2 separate regions of the Homo sapiens genome follow, and region 1 is linked to region 2. A link is an interaction called in ENCODE POLR2A ChIA-PET data of the cell type or tissue named here. Cell type or tissue: GM12878. All regions are shown on one strand. Each heading gives the region's core, and the rest is flanking DNA. Links, peaks and the distances in the headings are about the cores only. Region 1 has its middle 5.1 kb from the start of ABHD6. Region 2 holds the start of LOC105377106 (a long non-coding RNA gene).

The links. Peaks named below come from ENCODE experiments on the same cell type or tissue, not always from the same donor. Only the 100,000 strongest peaks of a DNase experiment are listed, where the experiment ranks them.
Region 1: POLR2A ChIA-PET joins it to region 2 with 10 read pairs; 2 of 35 experiments call an interaction of 5 or more read pairs at or near these places.

Annotation. Positions count from the first base shown.
Region 1 is chr3:58,230,535-58,234,923 of GRCh38, reverse strand. No RefSeq gene overlaps it. Among named protein-coding and RNA genes, the nearest start is that of ABHD6, 5.1 kb to the left of the region's middle. In GM12878, for the core only: no CTCF peak of the experiment used is centred there; a DNase peak (open chromatin) is centred at 2,193.
Region 2 is chr3:58,350,355-58,354,743 of GRCh38, reverse strand. The region is part of intron 1 of PXK (PX domain containing serine/threonine kinase like); the gene reads right to left. It overlaps LOC105377106 (a long non-coding RNA gene), which reads left to right and starts at 401. Exons shown (of 3, transcript XR_940876.3): 1 at 401-449; 2 at 738-839; 3 at 1,775-2,217. In GM12878, for the core only: no CTCF peak of the experiment used is centred there; no DNase peak of the experiment used is centred there; H3K4me3 peaks cover 584 bases; H3K27ac peaks cover 2,281 bases.

The DNA of each region.
Region 1 (4,389 bases), core at 294-4,293, 120 kb after region 2:
TGCAGGAGAAAAGCAAAAAACACAAGATACCATGTGTACACAGACACCAGCTGGGCAGCACCCCTGAGCTTATGAGTCATTCGTACCATCTATTCCCCAAGCATTTGCTGTGTGACAACTCTGAGCCAATCCCTGAGGCCTCTGCCCAATCTGGAACTCCAGTATCACTGCCTCCCAGCAGCCTTACCTGACTATCCAGGCAAAATTAATTTTTCCATCGTCCACACCCCTGTAGCACATTATACATGACGATATGTTTATTTATTTAGGCAACTCTCAACTCCACGGAGTTGTGAATTCCTTTTCCACTTCCATCTCCCCAGGGAAAAGCATGATGAGTAGCACAGAACAGGCAAATGTTAATTAGCTACCATGTGTTGAGCTTTTCCTGTGTTCCTCACCTTGTGCTCAGTGCTTTACAAGCATTATCTCATGGATTCCTCCCAACCACTCTGTTATTAGCCCTATTTTACAAATGAGGAACATTTTGAGGCTCAGAGAGTTTCTGAGCCTCAAATCTACCCAAATGTGTTAAATCACCTATCCAAATATCTTAGTCTGTGTGTGTGTGTGTTTTGAGAGAGTCTCACTCACTCTGTCGCCCAGGCTGGAGTGCAGCGGCACGATCACGGCTTACTGCAACTTCCACTTCCCCAGGTTCAAGCAATTCTCCTGCCTCAGCCTCCTGAGTAGCTGGGATTACAGGCATTTGCCACCACACCCAGCTAATTTTTGTATTTTTAGTAGAGACAAGATTTCCCCATGTTGGCCTCTTAGTCTGTTTTTGCATTGCTGTAAAGAAATAACCAAGACTGGGTAATTTATTAAGGAAAGAGGTTTAATTGGCTCACAGTTCTGCAGGCTGTACATAGTGCCAGCATCTGCCTCTCATGAGGGCCTCAGGAAGCTTACAATCACAGTGGAAGGTAAAGGGGAGCCAGTGTGTCACCAGGCAAGACAGTGGGAGCAAGAGGGAGCAGGAGCAAGAGACAGTGAGGGCAAAAGAGAGTAAGAAAGGAGGTGCCACGCTCTTTTAAACAATCAGATCACATGTGAACTGCCAGACTGAGAACTCACTCATCACCAAGGGGATGATGCTAAGCCGTTCATGAGGCGTCTGCTCCTGTGATCCAGTCACCTGCCAGACTCTTAGTAACAACCAGCTCTTCTGGGAAATAATAGAATGAGAACTCACCCACCACCCCTACCTACCAAAGGGCATTAATCTATTCATGAGGGACCTGCCTTCATGACCCAAACACCCCCATTAGGCCCACCCCCATACTGGGAATCACGTTTCAACATGAGATTTGGAGGGGACAAGCATCCAAACCATATCACCAAGGTCACACAGCTAGTCAACGATACTGCCAGAATTCAAACAAAGTTTTGTATGTCTGAGCACAAAATCTATATTCTAACCATTCAGCCACCTGCTGCCATGACAAGTAATGGAATTAAATAAGAAGAATACAACAAAATCTCACCTTAAAAAGCTTGTACTGAGCATTTTATGAAGTAATAACTTTTTTAGGCTAAAAATATTTCTTTCCAAATGCCTTAAAATATTGCTTATTCATTTATTTGTGAATTAAATGTTTACAAGCATTTACTTATGCATAGGACCCAAGCTATGGTAGATACAATTTTACCCCTTCCTTTAAGGAGAACAGTCTAAATTATATACACCTGAAAAAAAGAACATCAGTGCAAGAGTTAAGTAATAAGAACATATCACAAGACAACAAGTCAACATATGTCAACACATGTCATATGTAGTATATAATCATAGAAAGGACTCACTAATCAGGAAGTTCTAAGACTGTAATTCCTACTATATTGATTCATTCACTGAAAATGCCAGTTGAGCATAGCACTAGGCCAGAGAGTGTCCTGGATGGGAAGGAAAGGGAGGACTTTGAGAGATCAGTGTCACTGCACCTGCAGCACTCTGATAAGCTCAGGCTTGCCAAGCACCTGAAAAGAAGTGGGAAGATGCTGTAGTTTGAATATGGTTTGTTGAACCTCACCAAATCTCATGTAGAAATTTGATCTCCATTGTTGGAAGTGGAGCCTAATGGAAGGTGCTTGGGGCATGGGGACAGATCCCTCATGAATAGATGAATGCCCTTTGACAGGATGGGGTAGTGAGTAAGCTATTATTTCCCGTGAGAGCTGGTTGGTATATAAAAAGAGCCTGGCAACTCCCTACTCTCTCTTGCTTCCTCTTCTACCGTGTGATCTCTACACTTGCATGCTCTGCTTCTATGTCCACTATGAGAGGAAGCATACTGAGGCCCTCATCACATGGCCAGTCTTGATCCTTCCAGCCAGCAGAATTATGAGCCAAATAAACCTACATTTCTTTCTTTCCCTCTTTCTTTCTTTTCTTTTTCTTTCTTTCTTTCTTTCTTTCTTTCTTTCTTTCTTTCTTTCTTTCTTTCTCTTTCTTTCTTTCTTTCTTTCTCTCTCTCTCTCTTTCTTTCTCTCTCTCTCTTTCTTTCCTTCTTTCTTTTTGACAGCATCTTGCTCTGTTGCCCAGGCTGGAGTGCAGTGGCACAATCTTGGCTCAATGCAACCTATGCCTCCTGGGTTCAAGCAATGCTCCTGTCTCAGCCTCCCGAGTAGCTGGGATTACAGGCACATGCCACCACACCCAGCTAATTTTTGTGTTTTTAGTAGAGACAGGGTTTTACCATGTTGGCCAGGCTGGTCTCGAACTTCTGACCGCAGGTGATCCTCCTGCCTCAGACTCCCAAAGTGTTGGGATTACAGACGTGAGCCACCGTGCCCAGCCTAACCTTATTTCTTAATAATTACTCAATCTCAGGTATTCCTTTATAGCAACATAAAATGGACTAAGACAGAAGGTGATGGAAATTTTCCAAAAGATTAACCTGGACCTTTAATAAGAGGTGAGGGATACTAACACCCAGAATGATTGGGACTCCACTGCTAAAGACAGGAAAAGGTTAATGTAAAACCAAATTAGGATAAAAATGATGAATGCAAAAGGAACGGAGCATATGGAATGTTAACAGATGGCAGAGGGAAAGCCAAACTACCGGTTTCCTATATTACATCATCTTGATCATGGAAAAAGATTTGATCAGGTGAAAATATCACAAAGAGGGAAACTGAGCTCAGGATAGGAAGAAAAGATGGAGAAAGAGCACACAAAAATTTAAATTAGTTCAAATTACCAGATCAAGAGAAATTACTGCCCAAGATACTAAAAGGATATTTAGATCTGATCTTAAGAAACATATTCAGTGATCTTTGATAAATTATGCTAGAAGATTTTAACGAGTGAGAGTCCCATTTCAAATAAAGGAGAAAGACTGATAAACAGATCTCGAGACCAAGAGGTATGGTGTTGATTTTTAGCAAAGTTCTGCACCTGATTATTAAACTAAAACAAAAGAGGTTAAGTACAAGAGCTCATTTGGGTTCCCTGTGAATGATCACACCAAAGGAATAATATTTCACAGTTACTAGCATAAATAGACCTGGAGACTGTTGCAGGAAATTGCATACAGAATCTTGACTGTAGTAGGCTTTGGACAAAGCATTTTATAATCTGTTTATGGAGAAGATGAAGTAATTTAGACTTCGAAATATCAGTTTGGTGAAGTCATAGAAGGTTAAACAACAGTGGCCCAATTTTGTTTAATCTGACAAAATGAGACTGAAAGCAATTTTTTTTCCTTCCTTCCTTCCTTCCTTCCTTCCTTCCTTCCTTCCTTCCTTCCTTCCTCTCTTTCTCTCTCTTTCTCTCTTTCTTTCATCTCATTATGTTGCCCAGGCTGGTCTTGAGCTGCTGGCCTCAAGCCATCCTCCTCCCTCAGCTTCCCAAAGTACTGGGATTACAGCCCTGAGCCACCATGTCCTGCCTGGAAGCAATTTTCTAATAAAATGCTGTAGTTCTCTCTCCTTGAAATTTTTTTTTAATTGAGATGAACACAAATTCAGACTTCTCATTAAATTTTAAATTAAACAAAGCTAGGAAGAAAATTGAGATTCAAAACTGCTTCAATAATTTGGAATACGCCAAAAACATTATGGTGAAATTTCACCATCCCACCTTTAAGCTTTTAAAATCCAAATTGGAGGCTGGACACAGTGGCTCATGCCTGTAATCCCAGCACTTTGGGAGGCTGAGGTGGGCGGATCATGAGGTCAGGATATCGAGACCATCCTGGCCAACATGGTAAAACCCTGTCTCTACTAAAAATACAAAAAATTAGCTAGACGTGGTGGCATGTGCCTAAAATCCCAGCTACTCTGGAGGCTGAGGTGGGAGAATCCCTTGAACCAGGGAGTCAGAGGTTGCAGTGAGCCAAGATCATGCCACTGCACTCCAGCCTGGCGACAGAGCAAGACTCCATC
Region 2 (4,389 bases), core at 129-4,128:
AGGCGCGGTGGCTCATGCTTGTAATCCCAGCACTTTGGGAGGCCGAGGTGGGCGATTCACAAGGTCAGGAGTTCGAGACCAACCTGGCCAACATGATGAAACCCCCATCTCTACTGAAGATACAAAAAAATTAGCCAGGCACGATGGTGGGCGCCTGTAATCCCAGCTACTCAGGAGGCTGAGGCAGGAGAATCGCTTGAACCTAGGAGGTGGAGGTTGCAGTGAGCTGAGATCAGGCCACTGCACTCCAGCCTGTGACAGAGTGAGAGACTCAGTCTCAAAAAAAAAAAAAAAACTAGGAAGCAGCTCCACACCACAAAAATAAAAAACCTTGCATGAGTGGAAGGAAACAGATGACGCAACCACCAACCAAACCTCATAATCTCCTCTACTCTCACCCATATCTCCCCACCTCCTCTTAAGGACTCAGCTCGTCTGTCTTTTTGGGGGTACGGTTGGTATCTAACCTGAGCCTCTAGAAATCCCTCACACTGGGCTCTGTAGTGGTGGCTCCCATAGGCACCACTCACACTATCTGCCAATGCCGTTTAAAGGAGCAAGAAAGAACTATTTCCCTCTGCTGGAGGAAATGAGTCTCTGAAGGATAGATGCCTTGACTAGAAAGTGGTGGATCTGGGAGAGGAGGCAGGCCTGTTTGTCTCCAGTGCCCATCAGCCACACCACCCCTCTGGGTTCACTCCGAAACTCACTTCTCCCCTGGCACTTTCTCTTCATAGGAAGGCCTGAAAAGAATGCTGAAAACAAGTGACCTGGCTGGAATCTACCACCACGCTACTTCTCTGCTCCAGGACCTTCCATGGCTCCCACTGGCTCACAGGGTAAATCCAAATTCCTCAGCCTAGCTTCCAAATTCTTCTACCACCTGACCAAACTGTCCTAACCCTTTCTTCCCATGCAAACCCTCCTCTACCCAGTCAGACTGTTTATAACCTAAATATCCCTTACTTATGCCCCTCTTTTCGCTGTTCTACCTATTCAAAATCACAGTGTCACACAGCACAACAGCTGCAGCCATAGGCAGCAGTCCACATCATCCTAGAGGACAGCAAGGTTTCTGAGGAAATTCTCATAGAATTCAGCTTGCAGGACTTCTGCTTAGCTCACTGGCCACCTGCCTGGCCACTTACAGTCCTTAATATTTCACTTAGAATTAGTGATTACTCCTTGCTCTGCTAAGTAGTCATTATTTACTGTCGTTTCATCTGCAGATTTTCAGTGCTAGAACCTACCTTTGTTTTGTTTCAATTTTTCTGCAATCTAATAATATGCAAAAACTGCCCCAAAACAAATGAAAATGTTAAGGGTTTTTAAAGGCATCTGAAGAATCATTACCGTATTAACCTAAATTTTGGCAGATGAATAAAGCCAAACGCATCTTCTTTTCAGCCACATGAAATAAATTTTGTTTAAAAATCTAATTCATAGAGACCGGGCACAGTGGCTCATGTCTGTAATCCCAGCACTTTGGGAGGCCGAGGCGGGCGGATCACGAGGTCAGGAGATCAAGACCATTCTGGCTAACACGGTGAAACCCTGTCTCTACTAAAAAATACAAAAAATTAGCCGGGCGTGGTGGCGGGCGCCTGTAGTCCCAGCTATTCGGGAGGCTGAGGCAGGAGAACGGCGTGAATCCGGGAGGCGGAGCTTGCAGTGAGCCGAGATCGCACCACTGCACTCCAGCCTGGGTGACAGAGCAAGACTCTGTCTCAAAAAAAAAAAATCTAATTCATAGAATCATGTGCTTTAACTTTAGCAAAAGAAGAGATGAAGCACACATTGCAAACACGCTTTGATCCCTGCAGTGAGATGAGCGTCATGATCATGCATGCTTCTCTTCTCCCTTCTCCGGGCCTTTTGAAGTCTACACTCTCCGCTGTGGGATGGTCTCCTGCCCTACCAGGAGAGCTGGTCTCCACACCGACTTCAAAGACAGCTGATGTTCCAGAGAAGAAAAACACTGCAAAGAAGCACTCCAAAATCCTTTTGACCTCAAACATGACTACAGAATGGATACAGCTTTTTAAATAGCCACTTCCTGCAGCATTCTATAGTATAATGACCCTTAAATGACACCCACGCAAATTACATAATTTGCTAAAATGGAAACCCAGTAATTCCATCTTACATCAAAGTAAAGAAAAAAAATACCAAACTTTAAAAATCTGAAGCTCAATTAAATAGTAATTAAAAACGAAATATAACTTTCACTTGTTCAATAATCCTCACAATGTCCTAAAACTCTACAAATGGATGAAGTGAACATGATCTCAGAGAACTACCCACTACATGTTTAGTAGGCTAGAATAGACAACAACATAGAAACTCGGATCCGCTGGAAATGATGCTTTTTCTTTGGGCTCTGGTATCTGAGGTGGCCAGCTCCTCATCCCTCACGCCCTTCACTGGCACTGACCTGAGTACCTGCTGGAGACTGAAGCGCTCCCTCCTGGGCCATGTCTCCTCTACCTTCCCCCTTTTCCACTGCCTCAAAGACAGGCCCCCTGGGAGCCCTTCTGGAACCTGAAGGAGGAGCTGGTCACTGTGTCATGATCAGCCACAATGTGCCATCCCTCCTCCATAGCACAGCCACAAGTCCCCAGCAGGGGAGGGCACACATTTTCCAGTCACAGAGATCTGGAACGAAGCCCAACGACTGCTTATTAGCTTTGCAGCCTAACTTCTCTGTGCTTCAGTTTCCTCACCTGCTAAATCACACCTTCAGAGTCATGGTGAATATGAAAGAAGACAGTATATTTAGAGCAGCCAGCACAATGGCCAGCTTTGTAACTGTTTTCTTCCCTGCTAAGAAAATAGCAAACACAAAGTGTCTGCAGGTGAGTATATCACGACTCTAATCAGCAAGCACAGAAGACGGTGGCAGCACTGTGAAGAGCACCCAGAAAAAACAAAAAGCAGCCATTCTCTTTAAATATGAGAAACAATTGTATCAGTCTCTGATTTCTAAGAAGGAGTACCATGACTCCAGCCTCTGTTGTCCTAGATTCTATGCCCACTTTTGGCTATTTTTTTTTTCCTACGTTTTTCAGGTTATCCTCAATGAGCATAAATTATTTTTACAATCAGGAAAAACAATTTTTGGAAAAGTTTCTCAGTTTGCTACACATGTAATTTAAAACATGATACTTTAAAATAAGAAATCCTGGCCAGGCACGGTGGCTCACACCTGTAATCTCAGCACTTTGGGAGGATGAGGCAGGTGGATTGCATGAGCCCAGGAGTTCAAGACCAGCCTGGGCAACATGGTGAAACCCTGTCTCTACAAAAAATACACACACACACACACACACACACACACACACACACACAAATAGCTAGCTGTGGTGGCGCACACCTGTAGTCTCAGCTATTTGGGGGGCTGAGGCGGGTGGATCACTGAAGCCCAAGAAGGATCATTTAAGCCCAGGGAGATGGAGGCTGCCGTGAGCCGTGATTGCACCACTGCACTCCAGCCTGGGCGATAGAGTGAGACCCTTTCTTGGAAAAATAAAATAAATTAAATAAGGAATCCTGAGTAATAAAGATTGAGATCATCTGAGCTTGGGTAAGAGCCTGGTATGTTATCAATGATAAATGCACCTTTTTTCCTTTGACAAGGGAGCTTTTGGTCATTTTACTACTCATCAGTACTTTCTGTGCTGGGGAGACTGGGAAAACAGAAGATGAAAGTAAAGTAAAGGAGCTCTTCTACTTGTAACAGGGCTGCTAAAGCATTTAGTGGGAGAGAAGCTTGAAACTATAGGCTGAAGTCAAGCTAGAAGTCCCTACTGGTTTTAATAATGGTCACCATCACTTAGGATAACGTACATATAAATCTATCCTTCCTACTCTGAGAAGGTTGCTGTGTCATCCTGAGACACTAGCTCCAATTTCATAACCAACTGTGGAAGTGACCACAGTACACATGCCATGCAGACACATATCTTCAGAGAGGGAGGTATAACTGCTCTGCTTATGGGGCACTTACTCTCTGCCTTCTAGCCCTCAGTTTACTCCATCTCCCAACAATGTCTGAAGGGAGGCGTCACTACATCTCTTATACAACAAAAACCCTGAAGCTCAGAGAGGGTAGATGCCTTAAACAAGGGCGCACCACTAGTATGTGATGAGAATAGACTCCACCCCAGGCCAGTCTGACCCAGGGGCACAGCGGTTCCTACCTTCTATGCCCTTGGACACAATACTTTCACATGCTCCAAGGACTCATTTTGATGAACAGAGTGCAGCTGGACAGGCAGAACCAGTCTATCAAGTCAGGGGGAAGCTGACAGGGTGAAGGGCAGAGTAAGGACAAGAACCCGGGCCTGGAGAATATGAGTTACTATAGCAATAGAGCTCTCAGAATACCAC